Regions from separate parts of the Homo sapiens genome. Here region 2 is linked to region 1. Evidence: read pairs that join two places in POLR2A ChIA-PET (ENCODE). Cell type or tissue: OCI-LY7. All regions are shown on one strand. Each heading gives the region's core, and the rest is flanking DNA. Links, peaks and the distances in the headings are about the cores only.

Region 1 (10,093 bases), core at 3,100-8,099:
TGGATTACAGGCATGCACCACCATGCCTGGCTAATTTTTGTATTTTTAGTAGAGATGAGGGTTCACCATGTTGGCCAGGCTGGTCTCGAACTTCTGACCTCAAGTGATTTTTCTGCCTCAGCCTCTGAAAGTACTGGGATTATAGGCATGAGCCACTGCACCTGGCCTATGTTTATTTATTTTTGAGACAGAGTATTGCTCTGTTGCCCACGCTGGAGTGCAGTGGCGTGATCTTGGCTCACTGCAACCTCCGTCTCCTGGGTTCAAGCAATTCTCCTGCCTCAGCCTCCTGAGTAGCTGGGATTACAGGCACCCGCCACCATGCCCAGCTAATTTTTGTATTTTTAGTAGAGACAGAGTTTCACTATGTTGGCCAGGCTGGTCTTGAACTCCTGACTTCAGGTGATCTGCCCACCTTGGCCTCCCAGAGTGCTGGGATTACAGGCATGAGCCACCACGCCCAGCCCCCATTTATTTTTTAGACTTTTATTATATTTTTTGAGACAGGGTCTCACTGTGTCTCCCAGGCTGGTGTGCAGTGGTACAAGCACAGCTCACTGAAGCCTCCCAGCTCAAGCAATCCTCTCACCTCAGCCTCCCGGGTAGCTGGAACGTGCCACCACACCTGGCTAATTTTTCTATTTTTTGGTAGAGATCGGGGTCTTGCTTTGTTGCCCAGGCTGGTCTTGAATTCCTGGGCTCAAGTGATCCTCCCACATTGGCCTCCCAAAGTGCTAGGATTACAGATATGAGGCACCATGCCCAGACTTAAACACCCATTTATTGTGCACTTTCTCTGCACCAGGCCCTGATCTGAGCCCCATGCACAGATGTGAACAAGACCTTACTCTCCAGGGACCAGGGGAAAGAAGTGCTACTTCTGTGCTCTGGAGAACCGAGTTCTCCAATCAGAAAAGATGAGAATGGAGGCCAGGTGCAGTGGTGACTAACGCCTGTACTCACACTTTGGGAGGCCGAGGCAGGAGGATCACCTGAGGTTAGGAGTTCGAGAGCAGCCTGGCCAACATGGTGAAAACCTATCTCTACTAAAAATACAAAAATTAGCCAGGTGTGGTGCCGTGTGCCTGTAATCCCAGCTACTTGGGAGGCTGAGGCAGAAGAATTGCTTGAACCTGGGAGGTAGAGTTTGCAGTGAGCTGAGATTCCCGCCACTGCACTCCAGCCTGGGGGACAGAGAGACTGTCTCAAAAAAAAAAAAAAGTTTTTTAAATTTAAAAAGGCAGCCGGGCACAGTGGCTCACGCCTGTAATCCCAGCACTTTGGGAGGCCGAGGCGGGCAGATCATGAGGTCAGGAGATCGAGAACCTCCTGGCTAACACAGTGAAACCCCATCTCTACTAAAAATACAAAAAATTAGCTGGGCGCAGTGGCGGGCGCCTGTAGTCCCAGCTACTCAGGAGGCTGAGGCAGGAGAATGGCGCGAACCCGGGAGGCAGAGCTTGTAGTGAGCTGAGACTGTGCCACTGCACTCCAGCCTGGGTGACAGAGCGAGACTCCGTCTCAGAAAAAAAAAAAAAAAAAAAAAAAAGCCAGTCACAGTGGCTCACGCCTGTAATCCCAGCACTTTGGAAGGCCAAGGTGGGTGGATCACAAGGTCAGTAGTTCAAGAGCAGCCTGGCCAAGATGGTGAAATCCTGTCTCTACCAAAAATACAAAAATTAGCTGGGCGCAGTTGCAGGTGCCTGTAATCCCAGCTACTTGGGAGGCTGAGGCAGGAGAATCATTTGAACCCAGGAAGTGGAGGTTGCAATGAGCTGAGATCGTGCCACTGCACTCCAGCCTGGGCGACAAGAGTGAGATTCTGTCAAAAAAAAAAAAAAATGGAATTGCTAGGACAGTCAAAAACAAATGGAATTGCTAGGACAGTCTAGACAGTTTTCACAAAGCAAGACTTTGGTCCCCTCTTCAGGACTCAGCATGGCCTCAGAGCCAGCCACCAGGCCCCGAATACCTTCAAGTTTGAGTGTAGAAGGGCATATTTCGCCTTCTTTTTGTGCTTCCCCTGACACCCTGACGTTCTTGACTCATCTGTCTTCATCTTCCGAGCCAACTTTGCTTACCCACAAAGGGAGGGCACTATTCCCTCACAAAACACAGCCCAAGGCTCACTCTTTCCTCTTTTCCTATAGAAGAGCCAAAGGGCATGACAGTTGCCTCTGCTCCTTTAACCTACCCACTCTTTCCTCACAGCCCTCCTCAGCCTTCACAGTCCATAATGCAGTCTTGAATTCTGGGCTTCATATTCTTGACACACTCTGCAAACAGAATCCCCTAGGAAGCTATATTTATTTCCTTTTTTTTTTTTTTTTTTTTTTGAGACGGAGTCTCACTCTGTCACCCAGCCTGGAGTGCAATGGCATGATCTCGGCTCACTGCAACCTCTGCCTCCCGGGTTCAAACGATTCTCCTGCTTTGGCCTCCCGAGTAGCTGGGACTACAGGTGCCCACCACCACACCTGGCTAATTTTTGTATTTTTGGTAGAGACAGGGTTTCACTATGTTGGCCAGGCTGGTCTCAAACTCTTGACCTCATGATCCTCACACCTCAGCCTCTCAAAGTGCTGGGATTACAGGCATGCGCCACCATGCCTGGCCTATTTACTTATTTTTATTTTTATTTTGAGACAGGTTCTCACTTTGTTGCCCAGGCTGCAGTGCAGTGGCATAAACATGGGTTATAGCAGCCTTGACCTCCTAGGCTCAAGCAAGCCCCCTGCCTCAGTCCCCCAAGCAGCTGGAACTACAGATATGTGCCACCATGTCCGGCTAATTTTTTTTTTTTTTTGAGGTGGAGTCTCGCTCTGTTGCACAGGCTGTAGTACAGTGGTGTGATCTTGGCTCACTGCAACTTCTGCCTCCCAGAGGCAGAGGATTACTCACACCTGTAATCCCAGTTTAGGGAGGCTGAAGCGGGCAGACAGCTTGAGGCCAGGAGTTTGACACCATCCTGGCCAACATGGTGAAAGCCTGTCTCTGCTAAATAAAAAAATTAGCCAGGCATGGTGGCACATGCCTGTGGTCCCAGCTACTCAGGAGGCTGAGGCACAAGAATCGCTCGAACCCAGGAGGCGTAGTTTTCAGTGAGCTGAGATCTCACCACTGCACTCCAGCCTGGGCGACAAGAGACTTCGTCTCAAAAAAAAAAAAAAAGAAAGATAATAAAGATGAGCAGAAATAAATGCAGCAGAGAATAAAAAATAGAGGAAGTAAGTAAAACCAAAATAATTTGGTTCTTTGAAAAATCCATAAAATTGATGAACCTTTAGATGGACTGACCAAGAAAAAAGCAGAGGAGACTCAAACTGCAAAACAGGAGCAAAAGAGGAGACATCACTACCAACATTAGATAAGTAAAAGAATTATCAGGGAATACTATGAACAGTTGTATGCCAACAAATTAGATGAAAGGAACAAATTCCTAGGGGTATTTAAACACCAAACTTAAGAAGAAATATAAAATCTAGGCCAGGCATGGTGGCTCACGTCTGTAATCCCAGCACTTTGAGGGGCTGAGTCAAGTAGATCATCTGAGATCAGGAGTTTGAGACCAGCCTGACCAACATGGTGAAACCTCATGTCTACTAAAGATACAAAAAATTAGCCAGGCAAGTGGCGCACGCCTGTAATCCCAGCTGAGGCAGGAGAATCACTTAAACCGGGGAGGTGGAGGTTGCAGTAAGCTGAGATTGTGCCATTGGGAGGAAAGCAGGTAGAAGGTGGGATCCGAGAGCAGCACACAGTAAGTGTCAATTGTCCTAGTTAATGTTCGGCTTCTTAAATTGGGTGATATGTTCACAGGTGTTCATTATGTTCTTTTTTTTTTTTTTTTTTGAGACAGAGTCTGACTCTGTTGCCCAGGCTGGGGTGCAGTGGTGCGATCTCGGCTCACTGCAAGCTCCACCTCTCGGGTTCATGCCATTCTCCTGCCTCAGCTTCCCAAGTAGCTGGGACTACAGGTGCCCGCCACCACGCCCGGCTAATTTTTTTTTTTTTTTTTTTTTTTTGTATTTTTAGTAGAGACGGGGTTTCACCGTGTCAGCCAGGATGGTCTCGATCTCCTGACCTCGTGATCCACCTGCCTCGGCCTCCCAAAGTGCTGGGATTACAGGCGGGAGCCGCTGCGCCCGGCCCATTATGTTCTTATAACTTACATTAACATATTATTTTGTACATGTCAAGCTTTTTTCCCCTTTTTTTTTTTTTTTAAGAGATGAGATTTTGCTTTGTCACCCAGGCCAGAGAGTGTCGTGGTGCAGTCATAGCTCACTGCAGCCTCCAACTCCTGGGTTCAAGTGATTCTCCCACCTCTGTCTGCCAAATAATTGGAACTACAGGCATGTGCCACCATGCTTGGGTAAGTTTTTTTATTTTTTATTTTTTATTTATTATTATTATACTTTAAGTTTTAGGGTACATGTGCACAATGTGCAGGTTAGTGACATATGTATACATGTGCCATGCTGGTGTGCTGCACCCATTAACTCGTCATCTAGCATTAGGTGTATCTCCCAATGCTATCCCTCCCCCCTCCCCCCTCCCCCCACCCCACAACAGTCCCCAGAGTGTGATGTTCCCCTTCCTGTGTCCATGTGTTCTCATTGTTCAATTCCCACCTATGAGTGAGAATATGCAGTGTTTGGTTTTTTGTTCTTGCGATAGTTTACCGAGAATGATGATTTCCAATTTCATCCATGTCCCTACAAAGGACGTGAACTCATCATTTTTTATGGCTGCACAGTATTCCATGGCATATATGTGCCACATTTTCTTAATGCAGTCTATCATTGTTGGACATTTGGGTTGGTTCCAAGTCTTTGCTATTGTGAATAATGCCGCAATAAACATACGTGTGCATGTGTCTTTAAAACAGCACGATTTATAGTCCTTTGGGTATCCTGGGTAAGTTTTTTAAAAGTGTTATTTGTAGAGACGGAGTCTGGCTGTGTTGCCTGGGCTGGTCTCAAACTCCTGGCTTCAAGTTATCCTCCTGCCTCAGCCTCCCAAAGCTCTGGCATTACAGGTGTGAGCCACTGCACCCAGACTCAGACTTTTTTTAAGGGAAAGAATGGGAGTATAGGTGGGGAGACACACTTTGGGAGGCCAAGGTGGGAGGATCACTTGGGCCGGGGGTTCAAGACCAGCCTGGGCAACAAAGTGAGACCTCGTATTTACCAAAAATACAAAAAATTAGCTGGGCTTGGTGGTGTGGGTTTGGGAGGCTGAGGTGAGAGGATTGCATAAGCTGTAGGAGCCCGAGGCTGCAACGAGCTGTGATCGCGCCATTGCGCTCTAACTTGGGCTAGACAATGAGATCCTGTCTCAAACCAAAACAAAACAAAACAGATAATTGTCAAATTGCTGTTTTGCTATTGTTGCTTTTTGTTTTTGCTTTGCTTTGCCTTGGAAGTGAAGAAGAGATTCTCATTTAAACCGTTATCTTGAAGTATTGAAGTATCTTTGTGAGCTAGGGTGCAATTATTTCCTCTGTCCTTGAGACACAGATGATTCCTGTCCAACATTCCCAAGGAACTCAGTAAGGACCAAATAGAGACTCAGGAAAGACAGTTACTGATTTTACACTGTTGCAAAACAGAGCTATGGTTTATGTTTAACAAACTGCTGGCGGGGCGTGGTGGCTCATGCCTGTAATCCCAGCACTTTGGGATGCCAAGGTGGGTGGATCACTTGAGGTCAAGAGTTCAAGACCAGCCTGGCCAACATGGTGAAACCCTGTCTCTACTAAAAATACAAAAATTAGCAGGGCATGGTGGTGCATGCCCGTAATCCTAGCTACTGGGGAGGGTGAGGCACAAGAATCGCTTGAACCTGGGAATCAGAGGATGCAGTGAGCCGAGATCACGACACTGTACTCCAGCCTGGGTGACAGAGCGAGACTCTGTCTCAAAAAAAACACAAAAAACATAAAAACCAAATTGCTGTATTTTATTTTGTGAAATAGGGTCTAGATCTGTTGTCTAGGCTGGAGTGCAGGGGTGCAATCACAGCTCACTGCGGCCTTGACCTCCAGGGCTCAAGCGATCCTCCCTCCTCAGTTTTCAAGTAGCTGGGACTACAGGTATGCACCATCATATGTTGCCCAGGCTGGTCTTGAACTCCTGGAGAGAGATACATATAAACACACACACACACACACACACACACACACACACACACCCTTTTTTTTTTTTTTTTTTGAGACACAGTTTCACTCCTCACCCAGGCTGGAGTGCAATGGCACAATCTTGGCTCATTGCAACCTCTGCCTCCTGGGTTCAAGCTATTCTCCTGCCTTGGCCTCCCAAGTAGCTGGGATTACAGGCACTGCCACCATGTCTGGCTAATTTTGTATTTTTAGTAGAGACAGGGTTTTGTCATGTTGGCCAGGCTGGTCTCAAACTTCTGGCCTCAGGTGATCCACTTGCCTCGGCCTCCCAAAGTGTTGGGATAACAGGCATGAGCCACTGCGCCGGGCCCATACATATGCATTTAAAAAAATTTATTTATTTATTTCGAGACAGGGTCTCACTCTGTTGCCCAAGCAGGAGTGCAGTGGTGCTATCTCCCAGGCTCAAGCAATCCTCAGCCTCCCGAGTAGCTGGGACTACAGGTATGTGCCATCACACCCAGATAATTTTTATTATTTTTATTTTTTAAGTTTTTTGTAGAGATGGAGTTTCACCGTGTCACCCAGGCTGGATATTTTTGTATTTTTGATAGGCCTGTACAGTTTCCAAAGTTGCAACCTTTCCCCCTCCCTGAGAGTAGGGGCAGCCCCTGCTCTCCCTCTACATCCTCCACAGTCCCGAGGTTTTGGCCTCTGTTTCCTCTGTTTCCTATGCTTGGAACACCAGTCGCTCTTTTGTTGGTCTGGCTGACTTCTGTTCCTCTTTTAAAAATTTAAGTTTGGCCGGGTGCGGTGGCTCACGGGGCCCCTGATTGTCTGAAGGTTGCGCTGGCACGCGCAACTTCCGGGACAGAGGCTGTGGCTGGAAGGAGCTGGGCATCCGGCCTGAGGCGCAGCGGTCGCGTTAGTTCGGCCCAATGGCGGCACCGCTGCTTCACACGCGTTTGCCGGGAGATGCGGCCGCTTCGCCCTCTGCAGTCAAGATGCTGGGCGCGTCGAGGACTGGGTAAGATTCAGGCCGCTTCCTTCTGTGCGTCTGGGACCAAAGCTCAGGACCGCTCTTAGAGGAGCAGATTGAAAGGATGTGGGGCAAAGCTAATGGCGTGTGATAGGAGCACGGGGTCGAGGGTCATCTCACGTTCACAGAAATGAGCTCATTCCTCCTAACTGGGTAATAGACATGGGTGGGGCCTGGAAAAGTGAGTATGTTCTCTGTTCTGGAGGCCCCCTTTCCCGACTGTGTCTCTTCGTGATTTCCCAGGCCTGGGTACTGCCTTCTGCGCCTTGACCCCTCTTCCTTCCCTCTTCTTCGTCCAAATTTGGAAGGGATTTCCCTGGGCTATGTGGGTTATCAGCCGAACGTTGTCACTCATGGCAAATTGAATATTACATCTTTTTTGTTTGAAATTTGTTTCGACACACGTATTTGTTTAGCAGTCTTTATTTTGCTCCACTTTTAAAATCCCTAACCCCATAGCACTCTTGGCGTTTAACTTTCAGAGTCATTAGGATGCTATGTTTTTTCATTAATTTACTACGTGTAAGTGAAGCAAACCTTGTAAAACAATTAGCGTAATATGATTCATAATGTTTATCGAGCTCCTGCTTACTGTGTTAAACACTGGCGACAGTGGTTTATCCAAAGACACTAATGTCCCTGCTTTCTACAGAGCTTACAGCATATTGGGGGGAAGGCAGTACATAGGCCAATAAATAAACGAACACGATGATTTCAGTTATACAACAAGGTAATGGGGGAGGGAGAAGGGAGAGAAGGAGTGTTTGAGATTTCTCATTGGGAAGACATCTGTCATTTGAGCTTCTATTTGAATGAAGACAAAAATCTAGGCCGGGCACGGTTGCTCACGCCTGTAATCCCAGCACTTTGGGAGGCTGAGGTGGGCGGATCACCTGAAGTCAGGAGTTCGAGACCAGCCTGGCCAACATGCGAAACCTCGTCTCTACTGAAAATACAAAAATTAGCCGGGCGTGGTGGCAGGCTCCTGTAATCTCAGCTACTCAGGAGGCTGAGGCAGGAGAATTGCTTGAACCCGGGAGATGGAGGTTGCAGTTAAGCTGAGATCACACCACTGCACTCCAGCCTGGGCAGCAGAGCAAGACTCCATCTCAAAAAAAAAAAAAAATCCAGCCACATAGAGATTTGGGAAAAGAGTATTTCCAATAGAGTGAACAGTAAGTGAAATGAGAAACAGCTTGGCTTGTTTGAAGAGCAGAAAAGACATGATGGCTGTAGTAAAACAAGTTGTTGGAGATGAGGTGAGAGAGGTAGGCAGGGGCCAGATTAATGTAGGATCTTAAAGACCACACTGAGAGATTTGGATTTTTACTGTAAGTGCAGTGGGAAGACAGTTATTGGTTGCTGAGCAAAGGAGGGATTGTTGATTAAGAGTGGAAGCAGGGAGACCAGTAAAGAGGCCTTAACAATAGTTCCACTGAATTATGTTGGTTCAATAAAGGTTGGCTATTATAATTTTTATTATTTTCATGAACTTAATAGCTTGTTAATCTTGGTTCCACAGGATTTCAAATATGCGTGCATTAGAGAATGATTTTTTCAATTCTCCCCCAAGAAAAACTGTTCAGTTTGGTGGAACTGTGACAGAAGTCTTGCTGAAGTACAAAACGGTAAGAGGAGATAATGTGTGAGGTTTGCTTTTGGTCAGGTCAGAATACAACTATTGCTGTTATACTAAAGACCAATAGAAATAGCAAGATTAATTAAGATACCAGTTGAAATCAAATATTTAATAATAGCATGATGCCATCAGTGCAAAATTAGAGTAATAGTGTCCTTTTTTTTCCCCCACCTTGGCCCATTTCACAGGTAATAATGAGAGAGTAATAATGTCTTTACTGAGGTTTCACCTCTTCAAATGCTTTATTTACAAAGCATCTTTTAACTTCAGCAAGTGCTAGAATTAAAAACAATTACAGCATTTTATTTATTTATTTATTTGTGCTGGAGTCTTCCTCTGTCACCCAGGCTGGAGTGCAGTGGCGTGACCTCGGCTCACTGCATCCTCCACCTCCCAGGTTCAAGCAATTCTCCTGCCTCAGTCTTCTGAATAGCTAGGGTTACAGGCATGCACCACCACACCTGGCTAATTTTTTAATTTTTTTAATAGAGACGGGGTTTCACCATGTTGGCCAGGCTGGTCTCGAACTCCTGAGCTTGTAATCCACCCGCCTTGGCCTCCCAAAGTGCTGAGATTACAGACGTGAGCCACCATGCCTGGCCTACAGCATTTTATTTTTTGAGGAACTTACCTAAGCATTACTTTGGGACAGTAAACCGGTTCTCTGAATAGGGATTTTTGTTTTTGTGGTAGGTTAGAAGCATTTCTACTATATCTCAGCAGTAGAGGGAAAATGTTAAGTAACCGTATGTTTATATGTAATATCCATTTGTATCCATATTTGAGTAAATACTTTTTTAGATCCTCCTGAATTAGATCATTATAGCTGGCTGTTTTTTTTCCCTCATGCTTTTTGAGAATTCGCAGGAGTATCAACTATTATATTCAAATGTCAATACAGAAGTATAGCTAAATGTAGTTTATCATTTTCCTTTTTCCAAGCCCTCTGGCTGCACTAACATGAGTGTTTAAATTTTTGTAGTCATGATTTTATAATCCGCAATTGACATGTGAAAGTTAGTGTTCCTTTTATAATTTCATCTGATGTTAAAGTACGGTTAAAAGTCTTGCTGTTGATACTAAACAGGAAACAAAAGCATAACTTAATTATTTCCCCTCCTTGTTAAGGGTGAAACAAATGACTTTGAGTTGTTGAAGAACCAGCTGTTAGATCCAGACATAAAGGTAATTAATTTTGTGTTTGATCATTAGCAAAATTATTGCCACTTTATACAGACATAGTTTGCTCTTTGGGTCCCATTCTGTTCTGCAGAACTTGCTCTCTCCATGG
Region 2 (10,093 bases), core at 2,537-7,536, 590 kb after region 1:
ACGTCTCCCTGTGGGAACCTGGGCTTACCAGGGCCCCTAGAGGAGGGGAATCTCTCAAGCTCAGAGCTCTATGGCTGCGGTGCAGGCCCACTGTGTGCATGGTGTCAGTCTGGGCCCTTCCATGTTGCCCCCGTGGGACTTGGGGTAAGGGGAACTGATGCAAACATCACGCTGCTGTTGCTTGGTGTGAGCAATTAATTCCTGTGGCTCTCACCCAGGAGTCTCATGTCTTTGGGTCAGACAAACTCATCAGCTTGTAGAAATGGCACAGTCCCACGGGCCTGTTAGAATCTTCTATTGTGCACATGTTGCTCTTAAAATATACAAATCAGTTTTGATTTTAAAAAATTATTTATTTTTTTAGTGATAGGAGTTTTGCTACGTTGCCCAGGCTGGTTTCAAACTCTTGGGCTCAGGAGGTCCTCCCACTTTGGCCTGGACTGCCAGCATAATGTATCACCACACCCGGGACTGATTTTCGTTTTTCAAGAACAAAAACCAAAAACATACACAAACCGAGAGTCAAAGCTTGCTAATTAGAGGAAAGTCAGGAAATGGGAACCATTCAAAGAAGAAAATACCCCCACCTCCTACTCTCACCTATCCAAAGACAATTAGGTGAATCCCTTAGTAGATATCTTTCCAGACGGTTTTCCATATAGATTCCCATATCTGGCCAGGCGCGGTGGCTCACACCTGTAATCCTAGCGCTTGGGGAGGCTGAGGCGGATGGACCACCTGAGGTCAGGAGTTCGAGACCAGCCTGACCAACATGGAGAAACCTCGTCTCTACGAAAAATACAAAATTAGCCGGGCACAGTGGTGCAAGCCTGTAATCCCAGCTACTCAGGAGGCCGAGGCAGGAGAATTGCTTGAACCTAGGAGGCAGACATTGTGCTGAGCCGAGCCAAGATCATGCCATTGCACTAAACTCCGCCTTAAAAAAAAAAAAAAAGATTCCCACATCTTTACTAGTTTGCAGAAATAAGATCCTAGCATATGCAGTGTGTAGGAACCACCTTGGTTTAGCCACGTCTCTGTGACTGGGGGCCACTGTGGTGACCCCCAGCTCCCCGGACAGAGTCAAGAGCTCACCAGCCTGCAAAGGTTTTCACGGCCCCCAGCCAGACTCGGGGGCTTCCTCTTGCCCTGCTACTTCCTGGGAGCTCTGAGGGCAGGAAATGGCGCCACTCAGCTCCTGGCCTAACAGCTTGGGGACCACAAATGCAAAGGAAACCACCCTCCCCTCCCACCTCCTCCTCTGCACCCTTGAGTTCTCAGGCTCACATTCCCACCACCCACCTCTGAGCCCAGCCCTCCCTAGCATCACCACTTCCATCCCATTCCTCAGCCAAGAGCCAGGAATCCTGATTCCAGATCCCACGCTTCCCTGCCTCCCTCAGGTGAGCCCCAGACCCCCAGGCACCCCGCTGGCCCCTGAAGGAGCAGGTGATGGTGCTGTCTTCGCCCAGCAGCTGTGGGAGCAGGCGGGTGGGGCAGGATGGAGGGGTGGGTGGGGTGGGTGGAGCCAGGGCCCACTTCCTTTCCCCTTGGGGCCCTGTCCTTCCCAGTCTTGCCCCAGCCTCGGGAGGTGGTGGAGTGACCTGGCCCCAGTGCTGCGTCCTTATCAGCCGAGCCGGTAAGAGGGTGAGACTTGGTGGGGTAGGGGCCTCAGTGGGCCTGGGAATGTGCCTGTGGCTTGAAAAGACTCTGACAGGTTATGATGGGAAGAGATTGGGAGCCATTGGGCTGCACAGGGTCAGGGAAGGCCAGGAGGGGCTGGTCACTGCTGGAATCTAAGCTGCTGAGGCTGGAGGGAGCCTCAGGATGGGGCTGATGGGGGAGCTGCCAGCATCTGTTCCTCTGTCATTTCTGATAACAGTAAAAGCCAGCATGGAAAAAACCGTTAAACCGCAGGTTGGGCCTGGCCGTTGGCAGGGAAGTGGGCAGAGGGGAGGCCCGGCCAGGTCCTCCGGCAACTCCCGCGTGTTCTGCTTCTCCGGCTGCCCACCTGCAGGTCCCAGCTCTTGCTCCTGCCTGTTTGCCTGGAAATGGCCACGCTTCTCCTTCTCCTTGGGGTGCTGGTGGTAAGCCCAGACGCTCTGGGGAGCACAACAGCAGTGCAGACACCCACCTCCGGAGAGCCTTTGGTCTCTACTAGCGAGCCCCTGAGCTCAAAGATGTACACCACTTCAATAACAAGTGACCCTAAGGCCGACAGCACTGGGGACCAGACCTCAGCCCTACCTCCCTCAACTTCCATCAATGAGGGATCCCCTCTTTGGACTTCCATTGGTGCCAGCACTGGTTCCCCTTTACCTGAGCCAACAACCTACCAGGAAGTTTCCATCAAGATGTCATCAGTGCCCCAGGAAACCCCTCATGCAACCAGTCATCCTGCTGTTCCCATAACAGCAAACTCTCTAGGATCCCACACCGTGACAGGTGGAACCATAACAACGAACTCTCCAGAAACCTCCAGTAGGACCAGTGGAGCCCCTGTTACCACGGCAGCTAGCTCTCTGGAGACCTCCAGAGGCACCTCTGGACCCCCTCTTACCATGGCAACTGTCTCTCTGGAGACTTCCAAAGGCACCTCTGGACCCCCTGTTACCATGGCAACTGACTCTCTGGAGACCTCCACTGGGACCACTGGACCCCCTGTTACCATGACAACTGGCTCTCTGGAGCCCTCCAGCGGGGCCAGTGGACCCCAGGTCTCTAGCGTAAAACTATCTACAATGATGTCTCCAACGACCTCCACCAACGCAAGCACTGTGCCCTTCCGGAACCCAGATGAGAACTCACGAGGCATGCTGCCAGTGGCTGTGCTTGTGGCCCTGCTGGCGGTCATAGTCCTCGTGGCTCTGCTCCTGCTGTGGCGCCGGCGGCAGAAGCGGCGGACTGGGGCCCTCGTGCTGAGCAGAGGCGGCAAGCGTAACGGGGTGGTGGACGCCTGGGCTGGGCCAGCCCAGGTCCCTGAGGAGGGGGCCGTGACAGTGACCGTGGGAGGGTCCGGGGGCGACAAGGGCTCTGGGTTCCCCGATGGGGAGGGGTCTAGCCGTCGGCCCACGCTCACCACTTTCTTTGGCAGACGGAAGTCTCGCCAGGGCTCCCTGGCGATGGAGGAGCTGAAGTCTGGGTCAGGCCCCAGCCTCAAAGGGGAGGAGGAGCCACTGGTGGCCAGTGAGGATGGGGCTGTGGACGCCCCAGCTCCTGATGAGCCCGAAGGGGGAGACGGGGCTGCCCCTTAAGTGTCGGTGAATAGTGAGGCTGGAGGCCGGAATCTCAGCCAGCCTCCAGCACCTTCCCTCTCACCATCCCACTGCCCCCTCGCTCCCATGTTTCCACCCGGCACCCTGATCCTCACCCGAATCTCCTTTTTTTTTTTCTTTTGAGACAGAGTTTCGCTTTGTCGCCCAGGCTGGAGTGCAATGCACGATCTCAGTTCACTGCAACCTCTGCCTCCTAAGTTCAGGCGATTCTCCTGCCTCAGCTTCCCGAGTAACTGAGATTACAGGCACCCACCACCATGCCCAGCTGCTTTTTTGTATTTTTGGTAGAGATGGGGTTTCACCATGTTGGCTAGGCTGGTCTCAAACTCCTGACCTCAGGTGATCTACCTGCCTCAGCCTCCCAAAGTGCTGAGATTACAGACATGAGCCTCCGCGCCTTGCCTCCTCACCCACCTCTTCACTCTGAATCCTCATGAGGCTTCTCAGCCCTGGATTTCCTGCTGCCATCCTCACCCAGCACCCACAACTAGCGCCTGGGCAGGGCAGGGCTGGCACCTCTCAACGTCTGTGGACTGAATGAATAAACCCTCCTCATCCACCCCTATTTATCTCCATCACCATTTCCCCCTCTTTCTTGTTCCTGGAAACGGCTGCTGAGTCTCCATCGGCCAAACTTATCTGCCCTGTGATTTCTTTGACAATTCTCCTTTTCCCCCAGAACCCACCCTGGGTTGACCAGAGTCTGGGAAGAAGGACAAGAGAACCCGGCAAACTCCCTCCTAGGATTAACTTTGTAAAGCACCCTTGCCCTGTAGCTGCAAGGGCTGTGGAACCTGGGCAGCCCGCAACCACCTTTAGCTCTGGGCCCCCCAGGCCAGCCTGGAGCATGGCTGGGTGGGGCCACCAGCCCATGCTCTCAGGCGGGCCTGTGATCTTTCCCAGGGCACATGGACTGTAGGCTGGCCCTGGCCCACACCACCACACTCTCCCCAGCCATGGACAGAGGCAGCCAGAGGCCTCACGGTTTCTCCTCCGAGTTTCTGGCTGGGTGTAGTTCTCAGAAACCCCAGTGCCTGCGTGTGTCCACTCGTGGGTGTGGTTTGTGTGCAAGAGCTGAGGATTTGGCGATGCTTGGGAGGGGTAGTTGTGGGTACAGACGGTGTGGGGGTGGGAAGTGGTGCAGAGACTGAAGAGGGTCAACCTGGGCATGGGGGACACAGGGACTGCTGAGAACGTGCGTGTCATCTTTGCTCTGATGGGGTGGACATAGCAGAAAATCTAACTCTGTCTGTAGCCCCATACAGAATGCCAGGGTGAGCACAGTGGCTGGTGCCTTTAATCCCAGCACTTTGGAAAGTTGAGGCAGGAGGATCGCTTGAGCCCAGGAGTTCGAGTCTGAAGTGAGCTGTGATTGCACCACTGCACTTCAGCCTGGGCAACAGAGTGAGCCCCTGTCTCAAAAAAGAAAAGAAAAAGAAAGCCAGGCTTCATGGAAAGATCGTATGTGTGACCCAAATATGAGTTCTTCAGCTCAGCCATGGTAATCCCTTCCTTGAAGTCTCCATTTCTGCAGTACACATGCATGTGCGCTCTCTCTCTCTCTCTCTCTCTCACACACACACACACACACACACACACACGCGCGCGCGCGCGCGCTCTCCTGCGAACAGAGGCAGGGGGAGAGGGGTTTGCCCTGGTCTCGGGGACTGGTCTGGCTGGCGCTTCCCCACTGCACGTTTCCAGGTTTAGTTTGTCTGTGTCTCCTCTTCCATCCCAGGGGCTGAGCCCCTTCCATCCTCCAAGAGGAACCAGTGAGAGTGAGTGAAGGAGGGGCCTGGAGCCAGGGACTTCCCCTGTGGGGCCTGGGTGGAGAGGGGAGAACTCAATGGTGCTGCCTTTGAGACCAGCCCAGGCTACAGCCCAGGAGCACACATGGGCCAGGGCAGTTGGTATTTCCCGAGGACAAAGAGGAAATTTTCAAAGAGGAAGTTGTTGAGTTAGAGCTTGCGGTGGCTGAGAGCAGACAGGTTGACCTGCAAAAAAAGACAGGGGAGGCATGTGAGTGTGACAGCCCTGCTCTGTGGCCTGGGCAGGAGATGGGGGAAAGGGTCAGGTGGGGGATGGGCTCGTGCAGTGGGAGAGGAGACGGAGGGAGGGAGCGGGAAGGGGCTTGCTTAGTGGGTGGGAAGAGCTGAGCTCGGATGGAACCAGCTTCTACCAGCCAGGCTGGGCACCCACTGGGCTGCATCTGGTGGCCTTTTCTGATTGCTATTTGGACTCACTGCAGCTGCAGAATGACAGAGGCCATGTCCAAAATCCCTTAGAGACACTGTTGTCTTAGAGTTGTTAAAATAAGAGCCCCCATATCAGGTTTAGAAAATACTGTCACCGAACGAACGTCGCTGTCCTCAGCTCCACCTCCCTTTCCTTTGACAGATATGGTTGTTTTCTAAGCCAGGACTGGTTTTAGTCAGGTCCTGGGCGAATCCTGAAAAAAAGAGGTAGTACGGGTAAGGAAGGCACCCAACAGGGCTTTCACAATCCAGAAAATATCAAAATATAAGTGTTAAAAGAGAGGCACAGGCCGGGTGCGGTGGCTCACGCCTGTAATCTCAGCACTTTGGGAGGCCAAGGTGGGCAGATCATGAGGTCAGGAGTTTGAGACCAGCCTGGCCAATATGATGAAACCCCGTTTCTACTAAAAATACAAAAGTTAGCCAGGCATGGTGGTGTGCTCCTGTAATCCCAGCTACTTAGGAGGCTGAGGCCAGAGAATTGCTTGAACCCTGGAGTCAGAGGTTGCAGTGAGCCGGGATCATGCCACTGTACTCCAGGCTGGGTGACAAAGTGAGACTGTCTCAAAAAATAAAAATAAATAAAATAAATAAAAGAGAGGCACAAACAGTGTTATGAATGCACCAAGGAAAATGGTGCATTCATAACTCTCAGGTGAAGCCTACCAAGCCATGCGTGTGTGCACATATGTGTGTACGTGTGCATGTGCGTGCGTGCATGTGCGTGCGTGCATGTGCCTGTGTGTGTATGTGTGCACATGTGTGTGCGCATGTGTGTGTGTGCGCGCATGTGTGTGTGCATGCATGTTCTCCCATGCATGTGTACTGTGGCAAGGGAGACTTTGAGGAAGAGATTCCAGTGGCTGAGCAGAAGGGCTCGCATTGCCCTGGCGAAAGGTTGGAAGGCTTCACCTGAGAGTGTGTCGTGGCCTTTGTCATATCCACTGCTTGATTCCTTTCTTTAAAAATTATTTTTATTGTTTTCTACATATGAGAACCACCACACCTGGCTAATTTTTGTATTTTTTGTAGAGATGGGGTTTCACCATGTTGTCCCGGCTGGTCTCAAACTCCCGGGCACAAGAGATCCACCTGCCTCAGCCTCCCAAAATGCTGGGACTATAGGCATGAGCCACTGCACCCAGCCACTGCTTCATTCCTGGTGGCTGCTGTGCCTGGCATGTTGCAGATCCTCCATGAATATGCATTTGAATGAATGAATGAATGAATGAATGAATGAATGGAGATGACGCCTCAGAGATTCTTTCTTTTGAGATGAGGTCTCATTCTGTCACCCAGACTAGAGGGCAGTGGTGCAATCACAGCTCACCACAGCCTCAACCTCCTGGGCCTCCCAAGTAGCTGCGATCACAGGTGTGCACCAACATGCCCAGCTAATTTTTTTTTTTAATTTTTAATTTGTACAGACAGGGTCTTGCTGTGTTGCCCAGGCTGGTCTCAAACTCCTGGGCTCAAGTGGTCCTCCCACCTAAGCTTCCCCAAATACTGGGATTATAGGTGTGAGCCACTGTGCCCAGGCTTGCCTCAGATATTTGAAGGCTGGGAAGGATTTTGCAAAGCTGGGAAAAGGAAAAGGCATTCCCAGCAGAGGGGATAGCAGGTGGAAATACATAATTAAAAAAAAAAAACGTGGAGCAGATCCAGCGCAGTGGCTCATGCCTGTAATCCCAGCACTTTGGGAGGCAGAGCAGGGAGGATTGCTTGAGTCTAGGAGTTCAAGACCAGCCTGGGTAACATAGAAAGACCCTGTCTCTACAAAAACACAAAAAATTAGCCAGGCGTGGTGGTGCATGCCTGTAGTACCAGCTACTTGAGAAGCTGAGGCAGGAGGACTGCTTGAAGCCAGGAGTTTGAGACCAGCCTGGGCAACATAGTGAGACCCCGTGTCTACAAAAAGTAAACATTTATATATATATTTTTTAAAGTGGAGCAGTTCAATATAGAGTCTTTTTTGAACAAACGTGAAATAGATGTCTTTTTTTTTTTTTTGAGATGGAGTTTTCACTCTTGTTACCCAGGCTGGAGTGCAATGGCGTGATCTTGGCTCACCAGAACCTCCGCCTCCTGGGTTCAAACAATTCTCCTGCCTCAGCCTCCCAGGTAGCTGGGATTACAGGCATGCACCACCAAACCCGGATAATTTTGTATTTTTAGTAGAGATGGGGTTTCACCATGTTGGTCAAGCTGGTCTTGAACTCCCGACCTCTGCTGATCCGTATGCCTCGGCCTCCCAAAGTGCTGGGATTACATGCGTGAGCCACCGTGCCCGACAATAGATGTCTTTTAATTTTCTGGAGGAAAAAGCAAAGCAAAAGAAGCAGTGGATATTTTAAGACTAAAAAGGAAAACAAAAAAAGGAGATAGAGCAGGCCAGACGTGGTGGCTCAACGTCTGTAATCCCAGCACTTTGGGAGGCCGAGGCAGGTGGATCACCTGAGGTCAGGAGTTCAAGACCAGCCTGACCAACATGGTGAAACCCTGTTTCAAAATACAAAAAATTAGCTGGGCGTGGTGGCGGGCACCTGTAATCCCAGCTACTTGGGAGGCTGAGGCAGGAGAATCCCTTGAACCCAGGAGGTGGAGGTTGCAGTGAGCCGAGATCACGCCATTGCACTCCAGCCTGGGCGACAAGTAAAAAACTCCATCTCAAAAAAAAAAAAGGAGATAGAGCAAGGAACAGTAAGAAAATAGTTGGGTGCAGTGGCTATGCGGTGGCACTATAGGAGGCTGAGGCGGGCAGATCACCTGAGGTCAGGAGTTGGAGACCAGCCTGGGCAACATAGACCCCTATCTCTACAAAAAATTTGAAATATGAAAAATTAGCCAGGTGTAGTGGTGTGCGCCTGTGGTACCAGCTACTCAAGAGGCGAAGGCAGGGAAGATTGCTTGAGCCCAGGAGTTTGAGGCTATAGTGAGCTGTGATCATGCCACTGCACTCCAGCCTGGGCAATAGTGTGAGACTCTGTCTCAAAAGAAAGAACATGGCCAGGCGTGGTGGCTCACACCTGTAATCCCAGCACTTTGGGAGGCCGAGGCAGTCAGATCATGAGGCCAGTTTGAAACCAGCCTGGCCAACATGGTGAAACCCTGTCTCTACTAAAAATACAAAAATTAGCCAGGCGTGGTGGCATGCCCCCGTAATCCCAGCTACTTGGGGGTCTGAGGCAGAAGAATTGCTTGAAACCGGGAGGCAGAGGTTGCAGTGAGCCGAGATCGTGTCATTGCACTCTAGTCTGGGCGACAGAGCAAGACTCCGTCTTGGAAAAAAATTTAAAAAAAGAAAATATAAAATATGGTATAAGATTAAATATATTAGTTATGAAAATAATTGTAAATGGCTTATTGAACTTATAGTCAGTAAAAATCATGTTTTTGAAAATTATGTAATGACTTTGGAAAATACCAGCAATATAATGTTAAGTGGGGAAAAAAGCAAGTTACTCCTCTGTAATACATATGATTTTAGTTTTGTAATAAAAATTCCCAACCATATATGCACTTATAGGGAAACAAAGGACCCATCGCAAATGTTTTCCATGCTGATCTCCAAAGTGGTGAGTTTATGTGTGATTTTTATTTTGTTTATGCTCTTCTGTATTTTCCGAATTTCATACAATAAATATCTGTTACTTTTACAATATGAAAAAATAGTGGTCAAAAAGGTGTTCAAGGGGGTGGCCTGGGGGTGTCTGGTTTGAGGAGAGTGGTAGGGGATGAGGCTGCAAGTGGAGGTTGGAGCCATGCTATGAAAAGTTCAAGAGTTTGAATTGAGTTCTGAGGTTTGTTTTTGTTTTTGTTTTTGTTTTTTGAGACGGAGTCTCACCCTGTCACCCAGGCTGGAGTGCAGTGGCACGGGTTCATGCCATTCTCCTGCCTCAGCCTCCTGAGTAGCTGGAACCACACGCGCCCGCCACCACACCAGGCTAATTTTTTTGTATTTTTAGGAGAGACAGGGTTTCACCATGTTAGCCAGGATGGTCTCGATCTCCTGACCTCGTGATCCACCTGCCTCGGCCTCCCAAAGTGCTGGGATTACAGGCGTGAGCCACAGTGCTCTGCGTGAGCCATAGTGCTCTGCTGAGAGTTTGAATTGCATTCTGGAAGTAGTGGTGAAATCAACACACCTAAGTCTGCTCTTCTCCTCTCTTCTAGTCCCCAGAGTGGTGAGTAGCATCGTTCTGGTGGCCCAGGCAAAACGCCTTAGGACCACCGTGCAGCCCCACTCTTTCCCCATTCCTGCTCTCCAGGTGCCAAGTCCCTGGCTCTTCTTCCACCGACCCTTGCATCCCTTCCTTCTCTTCAGTCCTCATCGCACCTCACCGGGATCCTATTGACACTTCCCCTTTGATTTCCTTCCGCTCTCTGCTAGTGATGGTCCCAGGGACCCTTCTAAAAGGTCACTGTGGGCTGGGCACAGTGGCTCACGCCTGTAATCCCAACACTTTGAGAGGCTGAGGTGGGCCAATCATCTGAGGTCAGGAGTTCGAGACCAGCCTGGCCAACATGGTGAAACCCCATCTCTACTGAAAGTACAAAAATTAG

Evidence for each region. Peaks named below come from ENCODE experiments on the same cell type or tissue, not always from the same donor. Only the 100,000 strongest peaks of a DNase experiment are listed, where the experiment ranks them.
Region 2: POLR2A ChIA-PET joins it to region 1 with 7 read pairs; 2 of 35 experiments call an interaction of 5 or more read pairs at or near these places.

What each region holds. Positions count from the first base shown.
Region 1 is chr16:29,067,971-29,078,063 of GRCh38, forward strand. It overlaps the pseudogene PLA2G10CP and the pseudogene RRN3P2. Among named protein-coding and RNA genes, the nearest start is that of LAT, 88 kb to the left of the region's middle. RefSeq lists an enhancer at 6,744-6,943. In OCI-LY7, for the core only: no CTCF peak of the experiment used is centred there; a DNase peak (open chromatin) is centred at 7,151; H3K4me3 peaks cover 1,489 bases; H3K27ac peaks cover 824 bases.
Region 2 is chr16:29,661,678-29,671,770 of GRCh38, forward strand. It overlaps SPN (sialophorin), which reads left to right and starts at 1,570. Exons shown (of 2, transcript NM_003123.6): 1 at 1,570-1,639; 2 at 2,018-9,199. The coding sequence starts at 2,052. The coding sequence ends at 3,254. RefSeq lists enhancers at 285-334, 975-1,054 and silencers at 1,235-1,294, 2,555-2,674. In OCI-LY7, for the core only: CTCF peaks have their summits at 2,671 and 2,870; DNase peaks (open chromatin) are centred at 2,734, 3,124, 3,724 and 5,184; H3K4me3 peaks cover 3,292 bases; H3K27ac peaks cover 3,338 bases.